2 separate regions of the Mus musculus genome follow, and region 1 is linked to region 2. A link is a loop called in an ENCODE intact Hi-C map of the cell type or tissue named here. Cell type or tissue: left cerebral cortex. All regions are shown on one strand. Each heading gives the region's core, and the rest is flanking DNA. Links, peaks and the distances in the headings are about the cores only.

Region 1 (7,538 bases), core at 1,709-6,708, 780 kb after region 2:
GCTTCTATTACACATTTACATACTGGAGCGAGCGAGCGAGCGCGAGAGAGAGCGCGAGGGAGGGAGGGCGGGCGGAGGGAGGAGGGAGGGGAGGGGGGAGGAGGAGGAGGAGGAGGAGAGAGCAGAGTATACCGCAGACATCATTTCTACTACAGTGGAGGAGCCGTACAGGACCTGTTTCACTGCAGGGGGATCCAAAACAAGCCCTGTGGAGCCGCAGCTAGAGCTACAGCAGCCGCAGGACACTGTGTCTCTCCCTCTGTTACCCCTTCCCCACGCAACCCCAGATCCATTTACACTTTACAGTAAGTGGCTATTTTTTTTCCTCCTCTGATTCTTTCTCTCCCCCTCCCCCTTCCACCCCGATTTAGATTAAAATCACCCCCTCCCGCACCCCAATCTGCTCTCTCCGGAGAGGGGCCAAAGAACATCCAGCATACACCCCCCCTCCCCCAGTCTCAATGGGCTGCACGGAAAACAGCTGGAAGAGGAGCGAAGGAAACCGACGCGTCGTGGTGTGTGTGTGTGTGTGTGTGTGTGTGTGTGTGCAGGCGCGCGCGCGAGTGTATGTGTGACTGTGTGTACATACACTAGTGCCCGGCTCCAGCCTCCCGGCTCGGGACCCCCTCTGGGAGCAGGAGCGGCTAGCAAGGGCAGCAGATAGGGGCTGGGTGGGCGGCCGCCAGGAGAGGGGGCGCGCCCGGGCGGGGGGCGCGGGTGGGGAGAACGGCGGCGCCCCGTTTCGGCTGCTGCCGGTCCGGCGGCGGCGAGCGGATAGAGCCCGGTCCTCCTCCTTCCGTGTGGCGCAGGGGGAGGCGGCAGCCGCGGAGGGTCGCGCTGCCCTCTTCGCTCCTCTCCAGTCCCCCCTCCCGGGTGGGGGCGGTGAGCGCTGCGGGGGCTCGAGGGAGGGCTGGGCTTCCCCGCCCGGGGTCGCCTAGCTTGACAGAGGCAACCCCGAGCTTGGGGTCTCCCCGCCTAGGCCAGCCTCTCGGGGCTACGAGGGGACCAAGAGGGGACTTTGCGTGAGGCTAGGGGCGCGGAGAGGTGGCGCCTCAGGAGGCAAGGGCGCGCGGGCCATCGCAGCGCAGCGGGAGAAGACCGGCCCTAGCTGCAGCTGCCACCGCCGCCCTGTTGGTGCGGCCGCTTCCTGATCCAGAGCAGCAGCAGCAGACGCCGCCGCCACCGCCGGAGCTGGAGCCGGGAGCCCGCGAGCGCCCCAGCCCGGCCCGGCGACTCTGCCGGCGCCCGCAGCAGTAGCGGAGGAGCTGCGGGCGCTGCCCTGCGCCGGGACTGCTCTGCTGCGCGGCGGCAGAGAGGGTGAATGAAGACGGGAGGAGGGGAAGGAGGAGGTGGCGGCGGAGGAGGCGCTGCGGGGATTGGGATGTGCCCCGGAGCCCCGCGGCTCGTTCACTCGGGGCCCGAGTCGCCGCCACTGCCACTGCCAGGGCTGCCGCCGCCACCGCCGCCGCCTCCTACGTGGTTGCAGCCGAGCGCGCAGGCCGGTCCCGCAGGGGGCAGGGAAGGGGCCGGACGGGCGGAGCGAGAGGTGAGGCGGGGTCGGAGAGGAGGGAGTAAGTGCGTGTGAGTGTGTAGGTGCGTGTGTGCGTGTGTTCGCGCGCCGGGCGGGGACCAGGACCATCGCGATGGGGAGCGGGGAGTGGGGGTGGGGGTCCACGGTGGTCCCTTGGTTGACTCTGCAGCGCTTCGACCTCTCTTGAGCCGCCTCCTTCAACTCTGTGGCTTGTGCGCTTTCATTTTATTTCAGACCACGTAGAGAGCTGACTGCAAGAGGTGAAACAATTCAGGTTTTCTAGGGAGATTGAGCAAGGACCTTAGTGGTGGGGGGTGGAAGTAGGGTGCTGTATCTAGACTCTGCCAGGGGCGCGGGGGGTGGGGTGGGGGGAGGATCAGGGGTAAGAGGATGGGGTTTAGTTCGATCCCGTGGCTGTCCTGTTTTGTTTTGCTTTCTTGCTGTATAATCCTACAGATAAGAGGGCAATATAAATACTTGGGGAAGGTTGGGAAATTGCTGAAGAGTAGTAAGGGCGGAAAAAAAAAAAAAGAAGCCAGTCGGAAGCTGGTTATATAATGCGCTATGTGGCTAACAAGAAAGGCAAGCTATTTTTATTTTGTTTACCGTATGTTGTGCAGTAGGAACTCCTCCAAACTGGTTCTGTCCCCGAAGAGGTTTCTTAGTTTGTCAGAGAGAGAGCCACAGGATACAATTAGTAAAATTAGAAGACCCCACACCACCTACAGAATAAAAAGTAATGCTTTAGAGTTCTCACCTCACATTCTGCCTGGTATGCAGGGGAATGTGTGTATGCCCTATGTTTCCCTGTAGCAACCTAGTAGTGTCATCTCAGTGACATTTCTGTTTTATAATGCGAGCTCTTCTTAATATTTAAACAGCACTGCTATAGATCGTAGGCAACAAGGTAGTTACATGCTGGGTATTTTTAGGCGCAGCTGGTTACTTTTTTGCAATAGTGTTTGCTAAACCGTGTCCAGCTTTATGAAGAGCCCTGCCATTCCTAGAAGCCTGGGTTAAGCCTACCCTCTGGTTTACTGATGGTGGGTGGGTAGCTAAGACAGTTTGATAGCCGAGGGTTTTTATTTTTATTTTATTTTTGAATGAAGCTTATGCCAGGGGAAGCTAGAGGTAGCCACCAGAGAGAAGAAAAAACATGCGCAAGAACTCTTGGAAAGGGATTGCACCATAACAGCTTAGCTGTGGCATTTAATCTCCTCTGATTGTCCTCTAACTGGCCACGCATCAGTCAATATTTTAGCAGCTTTGCAAATAAATTGGCTTGAACGCCACCTTCCACATAAAGCTGAGGCTGAGAAGCCTCCTGCCTGTCTGCCTCTCTCATCATAGATACTGTCTGTGGTGTTAGTTTTCTGTACACTTACTCCAGCCCTGATCACTCATGTAATTAGATCAGGTTGCCATGGCTACAGACAGTGTTCCTTGGCCCATTCAGGTGGGTTTGCCTGAACTACTCCAAGTGTTTTATGCACAGTATTTGAGCTGCCCCGAACCGGGAGGGGAGAGACTTCACTGTTTCAATTGCTGTCTTCTTTCAGTCAGGAGACACTGAATGGGGCTTCGAGCTACTTAGCTTTTCTAAAGGGAAACCAACACGCTGTTCCTACTGGGGACAGTATGTAAATGCATCTCCCCAGATAGAGAAAGGAGCCTCACAATCCTGCTGGTGTTCATTGTGAGCAGATCAACAAGTATTTGATACTTGCTAGAAACCTTTCAGAGCTGACTAAAGCAACATTTTCTTTTTCAGTCTAGAGCCTTTGGCCTGGTAGGCACTTAACCCTTTCAAGTGTGAGAGGACAGCACACCCATGCTTTATAATAGAAATTGCTGACAGTGTTGGCTGGCTTTCTAGATGGTTTACATTATGAAAAGGAGATGACTTATCTGGCAAGCCTATCTCCACTGTTACAGTTTTAAACTTTACAGTCTACATTATAAAAAAAAAAAAAAGGATACTGACAGTAGGCAGGCATTGTGAATATTATCTTCCTTAATTTGGATCTGTTGCTCCTGATCTTTGATATCTTCAGAAGTAATTGAATATATATATATTGCAGCTAAGTGAGAGATGATACAAGCCATTCTATTGCTTGGAGCTTTACACAGTAAACAGTTTGTATGATACTACGGGTATAATTTAATGAACGTCTAGAGAGCTGCACTCTAGCACTTACGTTGGGCACCACCTTAAGCCTACTAAGGACAGAAAGATTATATTATAACTGAAAAGATAACAGAAAAGTAGCCCAACATTGCTCAGACAGTCCAAATGAAGGGGAATGTTTTAGGAACTTTGAATGTGACATGATTTAGTTGTGACCCTGCCAGTCAGTTTACAGTTTTAAAGCCATGTAGCTAAATCGGTTAAAATAGAAGAGAGAAAGACATATAAAGAGACACTCACCCCCCCACACACAAATCTCTCACCTCTCCAGTGCCAAGACTGAGAAAGTTGTGCAGTTTTCTTCCCAGGGGGTTTCTCAGTTTCCCCTGGTTACTGAGTTTATGTGGTGGGCACATTACTGTGGCCTGGTCCAGTAAAAAAAAGTATCACTGGTCCAGTGAAAAAAAGTATCACTGTGGTTAAAACGAGCTATTATTTCTGAGAGGCGAGTTCATGTGAAACCAGGATCTAAAATAAGAGGACAGAAATTTTAAGTTTTATCCACACCTTGGAGGGCCTCGATTCTATTCTGCGACAGACAGAGAAACGGCTTGACTTGCAGTTAGACGTGGGCCTGTGCCTTTCAGTGTACAAATGAGCTCTTGCCAAAATAAATACGAGAAGTGTCTGTACTTGATGGAGAACTGGAAAAGGCATCGTGTCCCTTCCCCCAGCCCCCATTTCGTTTTAAGAGGGCTTGGCAAGCAGTGGTATTTTGTTAGAAATAGCATAAAGAGACTTCAGGCCTCCCAGTTAGTTGCCTTTGAGAGAAAGATTAGAGAAAGACTCTTGAGCCATCAGGTTACATATCAAATAGCAGAAGATGGCCAAAAATTCCCAGTGCCCAGAATCCCAGGAACCAGGAACGGCCAGTGTGAAGAAACAACTAAAACGTTAGTCAACACTCCTATGACTCCCAGTCTGGCTGTCCTTAAAGTTCAAGGATTCACGTTCCTTTTGTATAATGTGACTTTGTTTTCTCTCCCGTGTTGAAATGTCAAGTGGATTTTGCTCCTGCACATACCTTGTAAGACGGCTTCTCCTGCCAAATAGACTGTAGCAGTTCGCCCTGCTTCCTATTAGGAGTCAGTCAATAAATGTACTTCACCAAAACCCTGAGCAGAACTCACATAAGCAGCTGAGTGTGGGAGTGAATGTTAATTTCTCTGAACTGGAGTCATCTGAAGACTCCGAAAAGCTTAAATACTTGCATATGAAAAGAGCCTTCTCAGGAGACAGCCTGTCAGTTTTTTAGGGGCTTGGGGCTGACTGACTTTACAGGCTTAGTATTTTTTTCGGAGTGTCACACAAGTCTGAATAACTGGCTTCAGAGAGAGAGGGAGAGAGAGACAGAGACAGAGACAGAGACAGAGAGAGAGACAGAGACAGAGACAGAGACAGAGACAGAGACAGAGACAGAGACAGAGAGAGGTTTGTGCAACCTGACTGCTTCGAAGAACAGACTTTGATCCTGGTCGTCATATTTCCCACCTGATAAGATTAACTGGTGCTTTTCCTATTTTGTTAAATGTTTGTTATAGACAGAAAATTGTAGAAATGGCAATGGAGGCCACCATTTCTACCTATGCAGTTTACTCTTTCGCTTGTTGCTTAAGATGTGAATGTCAGAGTCCTCAGTAATACTATCTCAGTTGCATTTAATTTCATTTAGTACAATAAATTCACTCATCGCAATTCTGTGAGCGGTAACATGATGTGCACATAGGATGCTAGCTTTATATAATTGGAAAAAATATTGGCCGTAAGAATTGTAATTGGTTTGAGTTTTTTTTTAATAAATTCTTAAAATTACAGACGAAAAGGAATGTCGTGAGATAATTTATCTTTATTGGTAGAAACAGCGTTTTTATTTTTTCTTTCCTAATTTTATTTTTATGTTTTTTTTACTCTAATCAGCCTAATGGCATATTTTATAGTCCTTATAAACCTTAACTCTTTAGGATAATTTAGTATAAATATTTGTACTTCCTGTTATTACTACTCCCACATGAACTAAAGCATGTTTAGAGCCATAATAGACAAACAGAGCAACTCGAGTCCTCCTTTGTGTGGCCCGTTGGACGTTAGCAGCCGTGTTCCATTGCTTTTTCTATAACTCTTAATGTATGCCATTTGTGGGCTAATGAAAACGCAATGATGACCACCCTTGTGTAAACAAAAATGGTGTTCTACTCGAAAAAGCCCTTTTCAGAAAACTGGAGGTGTTAAGAAGACCTCGGGGTAGGTGGTCCCATGATTGCAGGGCTTCATCTGATCTGAGAAGGACTCAACCTGCTTCCACCGAAATGCCCTTTAAGTGCGACAGGTTTAGAGTGACTTATCAGGTGCTTTTAGTGGCGATTCCAGCTGCCAACCTGTAAGCATGTCTGCTTCTTACGGAAAGAAAAGGCATTTTCTTGCCACTGTGTATGGCAGACTTTCTCTCTTCGTGCCCTCGGCCCTGGTCCTGATGCCTGTGTTCCCTCCTGGTTTTTATACATCATCTCAGTTTCAGTTATTTGGGGCCACCTTGCTTGGTAATCTTTCACTATTAATAGTATTGTGTTTCTCGGCTTTGTGCCTTTGAGATATTAAAGATTCCAATTTTAGTGTATGCAGTGTTTTATAGTTTATTGTCTCGCTTGTTGTTTGTGTGTTTTTACAGTGAGCTCATGTAGCCTTGCCTTTAATTCTCATGTTTCTCTCTCTCTCTCTCTCTATTTCTGATGGGATATGGCAAGCAAATAACTCCTACTCTGGCTAGGATAAGAGGACAAATGCTTTTTGAAAGAAGGAGGCATGCCAGTGCTAGAGTAAATTAATATTTTACAGCATTTGCATCACATTTGACTGTTCTGTGTACTTCAGCAGAAAGGGAGGAGACTGTAATTTGGACTCTATCAAGCCTTATCTGCCAGGTGATGTGTAAATAGGACTTTGTGTACACACAAATCCGTGTACAAGCGAACCCAAGTTCCCAGCCCTTGGAGCTTCTGGGAAAGTGATTATTAAGTATTTGGAAGCTTCCTTTGAAACGTTACCAGATAAAAATCAAAACTTCCCTTGCCCTTAAAATAAGTGCTGCGTTAAGATGAAATAGAATTTTGTGAACTCCTGTTGAACTCAGCCACCGTTTGTAAACCAACAGTCCTCTTGGTGGAAAGATGGTGACGTATTTTCATTTTGTAAGGGTATGGGGGTATTCCACTTATCTTTTCTCTCTGCACATGGATTACACTCGGGAAAACCAAAGACCGATAAAGCAAACAAACAAACAAACAAACAAAACAAAAAACTACTTCTTTTGCAGAGCAGACCCAAGCACGTACTAGATCCTTAAATAAATTGAGGGTGAATGGGTTCGTTAGAAGGAAGAATACTTTGGCTACTATTCATTACTTTGCAAAGTGCTGGAAAGGAATGGAAGTTATTTTCCTTTCCAGCTAGGCTGTGCTCTTAAAAATAGCGAGTGTGTATGGTTGAAAATAATTATGACTACTGAGATGAGTTGCCACGTACCCAAGGATATTTGGCTTCCTTACCTGTTTACAGATTATTCACGTTGGAGATCATGTTCGTATTCCAGAATAGTTCCTTTCTGACACCCAATATAATTCTGGCCCTTCTCCTTCCTACTGTTACCTGGCGAGAGCTTAGGAAACCCAAACTAAATTTAAAACAGCCTAAACACATATGCAGCTCAGCTCCAGTGGATCTGACTAGAAACCAGTTTAGCATTCACTTAGTTGACTGATAATTTTTTTCCCATCCCAACAGCATGGCTGGTTCTTTTGGTGTGATCTAGTTGCTAATTGGGTA
Region 2 (7,538 bases), core at 1,555-6,554:
GTCTACAGAGTGAGTTCCAGGACAGCCAGGGCTACACAGAAAAACCCTGTCTCGAAACAAAACAAAACAAAACAAAACAAAACAAAACAAACACCACCAACAAGAACAACAACAATAAAACAAATCCCAACAACCACAGGGTGGCTCACAACCATCCATAACAAGATCTGACGCTCTCTTCTGGAGTATCTGAAGACAGCTACAGTGTACTTACATATAATAAATAAATAAATCTTAAAAAAAAAGTGGGGGGGAGAGTATGGGGAACTTCTGGGATAGCATTGGAAATGTAAACGAAGAAAATACCTAATCAAAATTTTTTAAAAAGTAAAGCTTTCTGGCTGTATAATGAAAGGGTCTTGAAAGAAGATGTGATTGAGCAAGAATTCTTACTGCCTTTTGGACTCAACAAGAGTATGATTCTGGCACACAATTGGATAAGAAACGTTTCTGCTGTTTCAGCCCAAGCTTCCTATAGTATCGGTGACACGCATCTTTCTGTAACATACAGCTCATCTCCCAGACTAAGATCCAAGAAGAAGAAGCTAAAGCATCCATAGTGTCACATGTGCATAATCTTGGAGCTTGGGAAGCAGGGGCAGGGGATCACAGCAACTTTAGAGTCACCCAGGACTGCGTAGGAAGACATCTCCAAACCAAACCCTACTAAATCTGCAATATACACAGTTCGTGTCAGGTTTTTGCCTAGCCAAAAGAAAGCCAGCCAGTTCCAACAGCAAGAGCACCTTCAGCAGAGGTCCAAAGCTTACCCTCCCCTCTTGCCCGTAGGGAGACAAATCCAGGTGTCAGGAAAGAGCAGGGGCACATCTGCCCTTCCGTAGAGCCGGGGCCTGAGTGAAAGCAAAAGCCCAAAGATTAAATTGAACCTGCTTGTCCTTGTCTCTAATCCTCTGAGAGCAGGGAAAGGGGAGTAGAGGTTTGAGATCCAATTGTTTCCGGAGTAAGACGTGTACAGGTGTGATCTAACTTCTTTACACACATGCTAGTGCGCACACCCTCAGATCTGAGACTACCACTGTGTGTTCTTGGTAAAACAATTCTTTCCCACCTGGAGGTTCAGTGGCTGCTTGTATCCTTGCAGACTGTCCTCATGTAGAAGACTGTAGGTTCCAGAGTCCAGGCTGTGCCTCAGTCATTATAACCGGAACCACAGGCAATAGCTGCCATCTTGGAGGGAATCTCATGCTAGGAACGGAACTCTGGGATACTAATTAATAGAAAAATTGTATTGTATATAGAATATTGTATTGATGGGGAAAAAATCCAGCTCTCATCTTAAAGGGAATAAGGGATAGTGTATTCTGGAGCCATTTGAGTGACTGTGGCCTGGGAGCACAGATTTAGATTACCCCAAATCCCATGTTCCAGCCTGAAAGTCCTTTTGTGAAGTTTTACAGAACAGAGAAAGCTATCAATCAAGGTAAGTTTAAAATACTTTAGTGAGTGAACCAAAGAGTCAGGTACAGCAAGATGGGGGAGCTTTTCTGTCAATGCAAGGTGCTCTCCGATGACATTCTTAGCTTCTGGGAGGGTAGACGCCAGTGGTCTGTTAATAGATTTCTAGAAAGTTTTCTGTTAGTCACGGGATGTTGGTTCAGACTCAGAGGTGGACAAGGACTGCCTGTGCCAGAGGGCTATCACTAGCCCGAGATAAGGCAACTAGCCTTTGGCCTGGCCTTAGGAATGTTGGTAACTGCAACATTCCTAAAATTCTGATCAGTCATCCAGTCTCTGTAGGCACAGCTTCTTTAGGAATTCTCACCCGAGCTTGTAAGAAGTAAAGGTTAAAAAGGGGAGTTCCGAAAGAGTTTCTGAGAAACGATATAAGCACCTTGGCGATTAAAAACTTGGTTTGGCGTTAGACAGAGCTCATGGAGTCTTGTGGAAGAGTCGGGGGATGGACTGAGGACCTGAAGGGACAGGGACTCCACAGGAAGAACAACAGAGTCAACTACCCTGGACCCTTGGGGGGCTCCCAGAGACTGAACCACCAACCAAAGAGAATACATGGGCTGGACCTACACCCCCTCCCACACACACACATATGTAGCAGATGTACAGCTTGGTCTTCATGTGGGTCCCCCAACAACTGGAACAGGGTCTGTTCCTCACTCTGTTGCCTGCCTGTAGATCCTGTTTCTCCTAATGGGGCTGCTTTGTGTGGCCTCAGTGGGAAAGGATGTGCCTAGTCCTGCAATGAAATGAGTGCCAGAGAGGGCCTCCCCCTTCTCAGAGGAGGAGGGGAGGGGAGGATGGAGAAAGGAACTGGGAGTATGGGCTGGGAGGAAAGGGGTGGGCTGTGGTCAGGATGTTAAGTGAATTTTTAAGAAGTTGGGTTTGGTTTATCATAATATTAACCAACTGACCTTACAGTACCCCTAATTCCTTGAATTGTTTAGATTTTTGTTTGTTTGTTTGTTTGTTTGATACAGGGTCTCCCTATGTAGTCCTGGTTGTCCTGGAACTCACAGATCCTCCCACATCTCTCTCCCCTGGGATTAAAGATTTGAACACCTGGAAATGGTGTGCATGACAGTTTAAGCAGTTATTTGGAGGGTCATCTCCTGAACCCCTGCCCAAATCAAGTTGTGGAGATATTGGTTTCCTTTTTATATTTATATGTGTTTGTGTCTGCATGTATGCCACAGTCTATGTGTGGAAGTCTGAGAACAGCTTGTGGGAGGTCACTTTTCTCCTTCTACCCCGGGTGTTCTGGGTTCAAGCGCAGGTCCTCAGTCTTGGTGACAAATGCCTTTACACACCGAGCCTGCTTACTTGCCTGAGATTTTCCTGAAAACGAGCCAGGCACGATGGCTTGTGCTTGTAATACTCACACTGAGATGCTGAGGTAGAAAGAGCGCCGTGAGTTGTCAGCCTGGGATACACATGAGCCTCGGGAGAGCTAGGGCTACAGAATGAGACCTTGTTTTAAGTGACAAGAGACAAGTGACAAGCTGGTGTGTGCCAGCTATGGTGGCACACACCTTTCATCTCAGCACTCAGGCACAGGCAGGCTGATCTCTGAGTTTGAGGCCAGCTTGGTCTACTGAGCACATTCCAGGACAGCTAGGGTAGGCTACATAGAGAAACCCTTTCTCAAAGACAAGAATGGGGTGTGGGGAGGGGGATTGCATCACTGATATCCTAGTCCAGTAGGAAGTTTGAGGATTGATAGATCTAATTTCCTGGAGTCTTTTTGTTTGTTTGCTTGCTTTTTTGTGGGTTTCTCTGTGTAGCCCTGGCTGTCTCAGAACATGCCCCATAGACCAAGCTGGCCTCAAATGCAGAGGTGCTTCTGCCTCTCTGCCTCTCCTCTGCCTCTCTGCCTCTGCCTCTGCCTCAAGTGCTGGGATTAAAGGTGTGTGCCACCATTGCCTGCCCCGTTTCCTGGATTTATAATCATTGTTTTAAGTGAACAAATAAAGCTACAGGCCTATGTGATTGGTTAAACTAACCCTCCCTCATTGAATCTGCATGATCTATGCGGCCTGTGGTTAACTGCAAATAAGACAAGCTTGCTTAGTTAACACCAGAGTTAGAATATTGAGCTACAAGTGCCAAGCTGAGAGAAACTGCCCAGTAATGGAGGATGTGAAAGCTAACTTCCCTACCACTTGATCTCTGGGCTATCTTGATAGGATATGCCAATTTACCCACATTTTCTGCTAGTCCATGTGTGTGCTGTGTTATATACATTTGTAACCACTGTAGAATATTAGTGAATTATCCTTAGGTTATTGGCTCGATGTAACAATTAACATCATCTTACACTACTTATTTTGTGTTTGAAACAAGGTTTCATGTACCTAGGCTGCCTCCAAACTCACTGTGAAGCCACGGATGGTCTTGATCTTCTCTGATCCTCCTGCCTCCACCCACCAAGTGCTGGACTTATGGGCATATCCCACCACCTCCTGCGCTTCAGGTGCTGGAGCTCAAAGCCAGGGCATCATGCGTAGTGCAAACACTCGATTCTCAACCCAGCCTCATCTTACACAGTTTTTATAGATCTAGAATTCAGAGATCTGTAAGTCTGAGAAGTTCTGAGTCCAGTACCTCCCGAGGTTACGATTGACATTAGTTTTCTGGAGGAATGTGTAGGAGGAGGAGGATCTACTTTTAGAATGGTCCACCCACGTGGCTGGCAAGCTGTGTTTCCTCACCATGCAGACCTCTGCCTAGTGCTTAGGTGTCCTCACACCACAGAGGTGACTTCAGCACAATGACTGAGTAGCTTAAGAGAGTACACAGAAGTCTAGGGTGCCTTTTGTGACCTTATGTTAGAAGGCACATGTGGTGGTTTGGATATGCCCAGGGAGTGGCACTATTAGGAGGCCCTGTAGAAGTAGGTGTGGCCTTGTTGGAGTAGGTGTGTCACTGTGGGCGTGGGCTTTAAGACCCTCATCCTAGCTGCCTGGGAGTCAGTCTTCTACTAACAGCCTTCAGATGAAGATGTAGAACTTTCAGCTCCTCCTGCACCATGCCTGCCTAGATGCTGCCATGTTCCTGCCTTGATGATAATGGACTGAACCTCTGAACCTGTAAGCCAGCCCCAATTAAATGTTGTCCTTATAAGAGTTGCCTTAGTCATGGTGTCTGTTCACAGCAGTAAAATCCTAACTAATGGGCTGGAGAGATGGCTCAGCGGGTAAGAGCACTGACTGCTCTTCTGAAAACCCTGAGTTCAAATCCCAGAAACCACATGGTGGCTCACAACCATCCGTAATGAGATCTGATGCCCTCTTCTGGTGTGTCTGAAGACAGCTACAGTGTACTTATATATAATAATAAATAATATAATAATAAATAAATCTTTAAAAAAAATCCTAACTAAGATAGCATATGTCCAAGACAGTCCTGATTAGAAGTAAGATTCTTAGGTCTGTCTCTGCTGATGGGGAAGACTAGTGGACTCTTCCTTTTGAAGACTGTAAAGAACCTGGAGACATTTTATTATATGTAAGTACACTGTAGCTGTCTTCAGACACTCCAGAAGAGGGCGTCAGATCTTGTTACAGATGGTTGTGAGCCACCATGTGGTTGCTGGGATTTGAACTCCGGACCTTCGGAAGAGCAGTCGGGTGCTCTTACCCACTGAGCCATCTCACCAGCCCCCCTGGAGACATTTTAAAGCCACCATCTACAACACTCAGGGTTGCCCTCTGGCATGTACATACAAACACATACAGACACACAGACACAAACACAGAGAGAGACAGAGGCAGAAAGATACAGAGAAAGACAGAAAGGAGAGACAGAGAGACACACAGAGAAAGATAGAGAGAAGAGACAGAGAGATACTGAAAGAAGAGAGACAGACAGAAAGACACACACACACACACACACACACACACACACACACACAGAGAGAGAGAGAGAGAGAGAGAGAGAGAGAGAGAGAGAGAGAGAGAGAGAGAGAGGCCTAAAACAGCACAGTTTTTAACCAAGAGCTCACTGGGTGAGATCTACTGATAAAATCTCGTGGAAGTGAAAATCCCTGGAGGCTAGAGGTACCCCCGGCTCACCAGGGAGTAGTAGTAGTAGCCCAAAGTGGACTGTCTGGTGTGACCTTCTTTTGTCCTGTTAGCAACAGGGTTTATACATACACACACCCCACCAACAGCAACAGGATCAAACATCTCCATCTCCAGGTGGAATAAAGCTCAATCAACATGCCTTTTACTTAGAGGGGAAGTGCAGAGACCCATCCGCAGGTCCAGGGCTGGCCTAAGAGAGCTCCATCACTCCTTTCAACCTGTCAAGTCCACAATTTCTTTAGTACCTCCTTCATCTCTATACTAAGCTTTCAGAGAAATAAAAGCCACGGCACTCCACTTAGGAGGACGCTCTTTATTTATAACATGCAGGAGAGTGCTCTGTAGACAGCCGGCATCAGTTCCAACACTTCCTGATCAATCAATCATCTTGCCAGAGGCACTGGCACTTTATCTGTGTTAAAGGAAAAGATGAGGCACAAGCCTAGAGCCAAATAGTTCTTCAAATATAGGAAGACATTAGCCTATGTCTCCACCTCCACCTCCCACTGAGCCTGACCACCTCCTGTCACCCCAACCTTGGCTTTGTTAATGTGCAGTATTCTGATGTCACAATAACACTCCCTGGGCGGCAAAAACAAGTCAATAGACACAACTGGCCTCTGTCAATATCAACAACCATCCCCAGGGATGAGTCTGCCCAGCCAGGGCTTGGGAATGGTTTTCAGTTGGTGTATCCAGCATCCATTTAGATGGGCTCTTACGGGTTCCAAAACAGCACAAGTTTCCCAACCTCCTTTGGACTAAAACAGGTGGTGTGGGGAGGAGACACAGACAGCCTGGCATACCCTACTTAGCTAGAGTCCCAGGAGACTGGTGGGCTCAAAGTGAGGAGGGCTGATACAACCTTAAGCAAATTAATACAAGTAGTCTAAAAACTATCTTACTTTGAAACTGAGCACTTTGGGTCCATATATAATTTGCTAGAGTCATTTTTTTTAAGTGTTACCAAAGCTGGAGTAAACGGGTCATTTATACCTATCCAGGTAATTTTCTCTAAGAATGAAACAATGTGTGTGTCTCTGGGGAATAGTTTCACATTTGACATTCGTTCTGGGATGGTCTTGGGATGCTGAGCCATAGGTAATATTCATATTTGGCTCAGGGAGTCAATGTGGTGCCACATATCTATACTCCCAGTGGGTTTATGAGGCTGATCAGGAGGTTCAAGGTTTACCCAGGCTACACAGCAAATTCAAGGCCTGCCTCAAAACCAAAAGTAAAAGGGGAGTTCAGAGGACTCTGAGTTTGGATTGCCTGCCACTATGTGAAAAGCTAGGAGCAGTGGCATGTGCCCATTAACCTAGCGGGGACACACACACACACACACACACACACACACACACAGAAGGGGGCCTGGGGCTCACTGGTCAGCTAATCTGTCTGAATCAATGAGTCCAGACCCTGTGAAGAATCCCTGTCTCAAGACATAAGGTAGGAAGCCCTAGAGGAGGAGAACTCTACGCACTTGTGCAGGCACACATACAAACACAGGCACACGCCATGGAGGCCAGTGGGATGGCTCAGTGGGCAGAAGTTACTCCTGCCGAGTCTGACAGCCTAAGTTTGATCATCAGGACACCCACGGTGGAGAGAGCTGATGCCACAAGTCAACCTCTGACCTTTATACATGTTCCAAGGTGCATCATAACACACACACACACACACAATTTAAAATGTGATACTCTTGGAACACGGACAGGAGACTAAGGGATGATCTAATAAGGACTGGAAAAAAACAGCTAATTATAGCCAGCTCTGCCCACATTCGTTTGGCCTGAGTTGTCCTTTCTTTGAAAGATGGAGACAGACGTCTCAAGATTCTGATCCCGCTTAGGGATTTTTTTTTTCCCCTGGATGCTACCCCTTAGGAAGGAATGGATGAGGGGATGAAGGAGTGAAAGGCAAAAAAGACAGAGGATGTGACAGAGAAGGGAGATCTGCTGGAGCCATACCCGTAAC

The links. Peaks named below come from ENCODE experiments on the same cell type or tissue, not always from the same donor. Only the 100,000 strongest peaks of a DNase experiment are listed, where the experiment ranks them.
Region 1: it touches region 2 in a loop (8-fold over the local background); 2 of 42 quality-filtered maps call a loop at or near these places.

The regions. Positions count from the first base shown.
Region 1 is chr13:45,957,582-45,965,119 of GRCm38, reverse strand. Atxn1 (ataxin 1) reads left to right here and starts at 129. Exons shown (of 8, transcript NM_009124.6): 1 at 129-305. In left cerebral cortex, for the core only: a CTCF peak has its summit at 3,180; DNase peaks (open chromatin) are centred at 4,395, 4,506, 4,548, 4,780 and 4 more places; H3K4me3 peaks cover 3,172 bases; H3K27ac peaks cover 1,295 bases.
Region 2 is chr13:46,739,335-46,746,872 of GRCm38, reverse strand. No RefSeq gene overlaps it. Among named protein-coding and RNA genes, the nearest start is that of Nup153, 15 kb to the right of the region's middle. In left cerebral cortex, for the core only: no CTCF peak of the experiment used is centred there; a DNase peak (open chromatin) is centred at 4,142.